2 separate regions of the Homo sapiens genome follow, and region 2 is linked to region 1. A link is an interaction called in ENCODE POLR2A ChIA-PET data of the cell type or tissue named here. Cell type or tissue: A673. All regions are shown on one strand. Links, peaks and the distances in the headings refer to the core of each region. The heading gives the core; the rest is flanking DNA.

Region 1 (3,802 bases), core at 885-3,384:
AATTACTTACAAGATGAGATACTGAGTTTTCTGCTGTGAACACTGTTCAGTACTAGCAGGTAGCAGGCAATATTTATAGTAATGTTTATGTTTTTATGTCAAGACTCATTTGATTTCATTAACATGTCATGTGAATATCTTTTGCCTCATTTCCTCCAATAATATAAACGATATTTTAACTTGGAAAATGAGCAAGCAAAAGTCTCTTCTGAAAAGAGCATTGTTGCCCTAGCAAGCAAACCAATTTATTTCAACTTTTGTCGACTTCTCTGGAATATTTAGGTACATTTGCTGAAAGATCTGTAAATCTAGAGAGTAAACTTAGCTAAAACAATAACTCTTGTGAACCCCTTTTGAAATTGCCATGAAATCATATTGCAAATGTGTAAAAATTTTTAAAAAAAACAACTCTATAGCAAAAGGATGTTGAAACATAAAAATACGTCAAACTGCTAATATCTTGGGTTGCACTATTAGGCTGAGCTACAGCTGTGTGTGTCTTGAAGCCTCCTCAGAACTCCAGGAATCCAGAGCTGTGAGGCTGATCTAGCTGTATGTGGTTAAAGGATATACAGGTAATCAGAGAGGTTATCTAGAAGGGCCCAGAATGTCCTGTTCCCTTAGGGGCTCCTAACATCTACCACCCATCCCTCTACCCTCTCGTCCTTATATAGTAGCTGTAAATCCTTAAAGTTTGCTATTGGAGGGGTCATGCTACCTCTCCCAGCAGTTATTTTGGGGAAGAGATGGCTGCTTCAATGTGCTGTCTGGCCAATGTCTGGGCAAGAAGGAACATTAAAATGATCTGTGCTTCCTACACATCCCAGGTCCCCTAAGTCACAAAAGCCATCACCTGTACCAAGGCTCTCTACGGACCAGCATGTCTGCAGGAGAAAGACAATGGGTGAAACCCACTTCCGTGGAAGTAGGGTGCTGCATTCTTCCTCCAGCTTTCCCTATTCTTTAGATACTGTCTGCCTCGACCTCCAAGAAACATGATTCCTATGCGTCATCTGTTGCCATAGCCAAGTGCTCCCAGAACCGGCCTTGTTACTGGTTAGCCCTTCAGTTAAAGATCATTATCTGCCAGGCCATCTGTTATTTTCACTTAGGAGAGTGTATTATTTCAGACCTATAGATGTCCTTTAAATTTCCCCTACATGTTGTGTAGTAACTAGATGTAGTCCAAGGGTAAAGTCCCACTGTGAACAATGGGAATCAGAGTCCCACTTTTGAGAGCATTTGTGACAATGGTATAATCTTGGATGGCCATGAACCCACCCTTGGGAGACGGGGAGGGGAATCTGAGAACAGTGAAAAATGAAATAAAATGAGAGTCTGGTTCTTGCCATACAGAACAGTGGTTGCTTTCAGTGGGATTACTTGCTTTCTGGTGTAGCTATGCTTAAGAATTCGTGCTTCTTGCTATGGGGCATAATGTTGCCCCTATAGCCTCTTTTATGAGTGCTGGCTAGCTCCCATCAACTATGGTGATCTTGGCACGCCACCTTTACAAAAGGGAGCCATGAAGACTAGGAGTTTTCCTACCTCGCACATTCCTCCTTAACCAGTTAAGAAAATGCTCAGTAGACTTTGCCTTCTTTAACTGGCCTGTTTTCCACCTGCTAAATGAGAATGTGCCTTATGACTTCTTTTCCCCCAATGGAAATTGTATTGCTGAATTTCAAAAGGCATCAAGTCATCTCTGCAACCCTGGGGCAGCTGTCATTTGTAAAGAGAATGGTTTGCATTGAGTGGCTTTTTTATGAACCTATATTCCAGTCATATCTGAACTGCCACATCCTGTGGTACAAGGAGATGATGATGAGGAAGATGTTGATGACATCTAGCAAGTATTGACTGACATCCTTTGCTAGGTGTGATACTAAATATTCTGTGACACTTATCACATTAAATCCTCCTTACTTTACCTGTGTAATGCAGGTAATAGAGGCAGCTCATTCACGTATTTCAATGGACAGGGGAGGAAAAAGATCCAAGAATGATCCTGTCCACTGGCATCCTGTATTCTTTTTGTTTGCTGTTGTTGTTTCTTTCATTCAGCTGTCTAGCTTCCAAGGCTGTGGGTTGTCCAGGCTCCCTTCTCTATTACCTTCATTCATGGATAGTATTTCTAGGAGAAAACAGGTAGCCTAGCATAGGTAGCAGCCTAGGGTGGGGGTAAAGTGGAAACAGACATTGAGACTTCAGCAGTGAGTTTTTGCTACATGTGTTGGTAATTGATTTCAGTTGTCTCTCCTCTGTGTTAACCTCTATGTAAAGTCTAACTTCACCCATGTCATGCTTTTCTGGGCTTCAGTTTCTGCAGGGTTATGGGAATGATTAAGCCCTTGTAGCTTAAAGCATGGACATTCTTGGGAGAAAATCGCATGTTAGTGAACAAATGTGTTTTAGTTGTTTGTGTTGAACTAGATTGTCACTGGGAGCAAATAAGACACTTAGAAGACAGAATGAAGTCTTTCAAATTGTCAGAAATGAGGAGGGAGATGTCAAATTTTTTGCTCTCATGAAACATGTTTTAAGTAAAATTTACTATAACATCTACTGTCATGAAAATTTTATTAGTATACGACAAATAGAGGTTAGCTGATTTGTAGATGATTTTTCAGCAAAATGCCTTTTTCAACAAAAGGCATGTTAAATAATCAATGAACAAGTGGATAAAGAAATAAGTTTGTAAATATGGGAAGGGAAGTCACTGGGGGTTACTAACATTTTCTTTGTTTTTCTATTGTTTCTAACCTTGGTTATGGGGGCATTTTTAGGTTAATTTGCCACCTTTATTACATACTCAATGATTATTTACTGAATATCTCTTGGGGCATCACTAACGGGTATGGGGGTGGGTGTGTTAGATACAGACATACATATAACTACATAACGTGTGGTTATCTTGATGCTTTGTGTTCAATTTTTAAAATTATTTTTTAATTTCAATTTTTATTTTAGATTGAGAGGGTACATGTGCATGTTTGTTACATAGGTGTATTATGTGATACTGAGGTTTAAGCTTCTATTGATCCCATCACCCAGGTGTGAACATAGTACCCAATAGGAAGTTTTCAGCCCTTCCCCCCACCCTTTTGGAGTCCTTAGTGTCTCTTTTTCCTGTCTTTATGTCCATGTGTACCCAAGATTTAGCTCCTGCTTACAAGTGAGAACATGTAATATTTGGTTTTCTGTTTCTGTATTAATTCACTTAGGATAATGGCCTCCAGCTGCATCCATGTTGCTGCAAAGGACATGCTTTCATTCTTTTTTATGGCTGTGTAGTATTCCCGGGTGTATATGTACCACATTTTCTTTATCCAGTCCACCATTAATGGGCATCTAGGTTGATTCCATGTCCTTGCTACTGTGAATAGTGCTGTGACGATATGTTCAAATATTCAACATATCAGAATAGTCCATGATTATATTGGAGAACAAATGTACTGCTACCAGGTGATTATATGCTTGAAGATGGTATCCAATGAGACAGAAAAACCAAATTCAGAAATACTATCCTCTCACAATTTTAGATTTACACACATTGAAACTAGAATGGATTTGGGATCATCTTATCTGACTCCTCTTTATGAATAAGAAAACCAAAGCCAGCATAACAAAATGATTTATGAAACTTCACTAATCAGCTGCAGAGCTAGAATGAGAATTCTAGCCTCTGGCCTCCAAATATAATGCTTTTTTTGTTTACTTTTTAGTTTTTATGTTTTAAAAGTACTATTTATTTACAATAATTAAAAAATAATGAAGCTATGCCCCCATGGTCATGCCGATT
Region 2 (3,802 bases), core at 621-3,120, 230 kb after region 1:
TGGGTTGAGGCAGAACTCATGAAAAACAATGAAGCAAGGAATAATTTCGTTTTGCACCCGTTTTTTTCGTTTATGGACCCCATTTCCTGCATCTTAGCAAAATCTCTCCTCAAAAAAATGTTCTAGATTAGTAGTAGTAAATTGATCTATCTGATGGGGCTGCTGTTGGATCTCTCCGAGCCATGTTTGAACTTTTAATAATGAAGTCCACAGTCCCTGCATAGCTTACCAAGCAACTGTGGATTTGCAGGGTGCGGCCAGCAGGTTGCTGGAGCGAGATGGGCTCCCAGTTCCCCTAACATCACTCTCCACCCTCCACAGTCTATCCACAAGCCACCACCCTGCTGCTCACAGGTCTGACCCTCCCCTGTGGTTGATGGGCAGGACAGGACTCTACATATGCCGGTGTCTGTTAACACAATGGGGAACCCACCAGAGATCCCTCACACAGGATCACTTTTCTGGCTGGGCTGTTTTTCCTCATCTTTCATCAGTGAGTGTTGGCCGTCAGCGTGGCACTCTTCACACCCAAGTGAAGCCTGCCTTTCCCCTCTGCCACATTGCAGTCTCTGCTGGGGTGGAAAAGAGGTCAGCAAATGAACTCACAATAGTGCTAAGCATTGGATTAAGCTTTCACCATTAGTCTTTTCAGCTGACCCAAGAATTGCATTGTGAATGGGGAGGTGGGGTGACTCACTGAGTAATCCTTTAAAGAGTCCATTGGAAGCCAGTCTTCTTTCAAATGTTTCACATGGAATAATCGTGAATATTTTTGCATGGATGTGCAATTAATTGCAAAGTATGTATGTATACTTTAGGTGGAAACTTAAAAACCTTCCTTTGCCATTCTCATAAATGGGCTTGCTGATCTGCCTATTATAGATTATGGTGGCCAAAGCACCACCCTTCTATTAAAAAGTATAATCTTTTTTTTTGTTGTTGTTAACCAATCAAATGTTCCATCTGTTTAGACTCCGCTGTCTGCTCTGGATTTTAGAACAATGCAGTCAAGGTTATTCTTGCTCAGTAATCTTGCCTTGAAAAAGTGAGTTACTGTTCCCAGAGGCAAAGGCACTGCTTCTTGATGACAGGCAAGTGGGATTTATTAGCTTTGTGAAGGAGGTGGGAGGGCATCGTGATACTTGGTAAATTATGAGAGGGGCTGGGGAGACCATGTCAAAAAGAAAGGGATTCCTTGCCAGATGTTCCTAAGAGTTGAATTACCATGGAGAAAATAATCTGAAAATATGAGTGACCTCGACTTTGTCCTAAACCCCCATGGCTTAAAGTGCAAGCGAAAGGAGGGAATGTGGCTTTATAGGGGCTTGCAGGTAGATGGAGGGTGGGTGGGGGTGGTGTCAGGTCAGTTCCTTATGGGCTTCCCTAAGTCAGTGCTGGAGAGCAAAAAGAGTGTTGAGGCCTCCCGAGAACGCTAGAATGACCCCACATCCCTCTACATCAGCTTTAGACCCACAGCAGCCTCCTAGGTCTTCTAGGTGGAGGCTGAGATAGAGATGTTCTATCCTGAATATGTTCAGACAAGCCAGGGGCACTCATATAGGTGGTGCGGTTTCCTGTTTTGCAAAGGACAGGAGATAGAGCCACCCAAGCAGATGTCCCAGATGAAAATGGCTGTGAAACGACAGTGTCACCTTAATATCCATTTGGACCTCATTTATGGGAAAAGCCACCTTTCCCACACCACTATATTTTGTTTGTTACAATCTCTGTTTGTCCTTCTCTTTCAAACATATTTCTCATTAGATTTATTCCATCGCATATTTTCAGCTTGTTTCTGTGAAGTTCCGACAGGAGGGGTGTTCCAGGAAGCTCCGCGGTACCTTTTATTTTATTTTACTTTATTTTTGCCCTTCTCCTGGAAGAGCACTTGGTAATCTTCTTAAATGCTTTTTGAAAGCCTTTTAATGACATCACTCAGTGCCCCGCTGATCACTCATGAACTGCAGTTGTACACCAGCTCCAAAAGTTCCATATTTATGATGATAAACAAGAGCTGTAAGATTTCTAATTTTGCTGAGGGGCTATTTTCCCTCTCTCTCTTGATGTGACTCAGTTTTTCAGTGTAGGGCCAGAGGCTGTTTGTGTACTCAGAGACGATGTTTTCAACTTTTTGCTCTTGATTTTTCCAGGCAATTAGCAAAGTCTTTTTAGAGTGGAATTGTTATGAGCATACATTCTATTTTAATTCATTGTAATTAGAGGGATGAGCATTACACTTCTTCAAGAACTCCTAGAAGTCAATGTTCTGATTTCCAAAGATCAAAATCTTATTTTATGAGCAAAAAATGTGACTAGATATGAAAAATGACAATCAGTAATATTCCTCCAGCTGGCAGAGTGTATGAACTCCACTTGTGATTTCAAAATCATGCTGCAGAGCTGTAGCTGGGTTTTCTGATGGTTTCTCCACGGATTATCTTCCTCAAATACAATGTTAAAAATAATAACTTGTCACTGTGGCCCTCAGTTTGGTTGTGTTTATTATAAAGAAGATTGAACATATGAACTGCCAATTGATGATGGCCCATGTTCCTGGTCTGTTTAAGTAACATCAAGTCATCTTTGAATTTAAGAAATGGTAGCATTCTCTTATTTGATTGCTATTAGCCCTGAAATGGAACTGTCCAGAATAGTATTTGTGAAATGGCAGAGTTCCCGGACCCCCCTCACAGGACGTGAGACAGGGGTGTGGCTAGTCTATCTGGCCACCTAGTGAGCACTCAAACCCCTTACAGGAGGGGGAGCATGCAGATGGGCAGGTGCAGGAGCCGGGGCAAGTGCTTTTGGACTCTGGCCCCACAGTAGCATCTAGGGGTGGGTGCCTGCAACTCTCAAAGCTGCAGTGGGCATGTTACCATGCTCTTTTAGCTCTGCCATCTGCACACAGCTTAAGTGTTAACCAGCTCAGTGCCCTCTTGGTATCCAAGTCCTTGTCCTGCATCCAGGAAGAATCAGGTCACACAGACAAACTGAAGGATGGTAAATGCGGGGGATTTTATTGCCTCATCAAGGTGGCTCTCAGCAGGATGGAGTGGGAAGATGATCTTCCCCTGGAGTTCAGCCATCCTGAAGCCAATCTCCTCTCTCACCATTCCTAGCCAAACTCCTCTCAGCATTCAGATGTTCCTTCTCTTCTCTCCTCTGCTCCTCTGCTCTTCTGCTCCTCTGCTCTTCTGCTCATGGAGCCTGGGGCTTGGGGTTTATATGGGTACAGGATAGGGAGGCATGGCAGACCAAAAGGCAACATTTGGGCACAAAAACAGGAATGCCCGTTCCCATTTAGGGCCATGGGTTTCCAGACTTGAGGGTGGGGCTTTTGCCAAGGAACCACCCTCTTCTACCCAGTATTTCCCTGCCTCCTGTCCATGTCATTTGTACAAGAAAACATTTTTCTCCCAGTAAAGCTTATCAGTTTTCACAGAATAATTGTCAGCCCCTAAAGTATTTTTGGCTGTCTCCAGAGGTTAGTAGGTAAGAAGCTTGAAGATGAGGCCAGAGTTCAGCATTGAGCTGTCCCAGGTGACACAGACTGGTGAGGGCAGGCAGGTTGGCTGAACTCAGTCCCTGGAGCTTGGGGCCAGAGGAGGTTGCAGCTGTGTAAGCAGGTGGGCTTCAGCCCCTCAGGATAGCAAGTCTCACAGCCAGGGATGCAGATGCTAACATCTGTCACATTGTCTTCAGTGGTTTATTATCTTAGTTTCAGCTGCTGCAACCAATACCATCGACTTGGGGGCTTAAATGACAGGGATTTATTTCTCATAGTTCTGGAGGCTAGAAGTCC

The links. Peaks named below come from ENCODE experiments on the same cell type or tissue, not always from the same donor. Only the 100,000 strongest peaks of a DNase experiment are listed, where the experiment ranks them.
Region 2: POLR2A ChIA-PET joins it to region 1 with 5 read pairs; 1 of 35 experiments calls an interaction of 5 or more read pairs at or near these places.

What each region holds. Positions count from the first base shown.
Region 1 is chr10:24,119,057-24,122,858 of GRCh38, forward strand. It overlaps a transcript of KIAA1217 not described here. Among named protein-coding and RNA genes, the nearest start is that of KIAA1217, 88 kb to the right of the region's middle. In A673, for the core only: no CTCF peak of the experiment used is centred there; no DNase peak of the experiment used is centred there; H3K4me3 peaks cover 359 bases; H3K27ac peaks cover 585 bases.
Region 2 is chr10:24,351,578-24,355,379 of GRCh38, forward strand. All of the region lies in intron 2 of KIAA1217, which reads left to right. Among named protein-coding and RNA genes, the nearest start is that of MIR603, 78 kb to the left of the region's middle. In A673, for the core only: no CTCF peak of the experiment used is centred there; a DNase peak (open chromatin) is centred at 1,934; H3K27ac peaks cover 1,158 bases.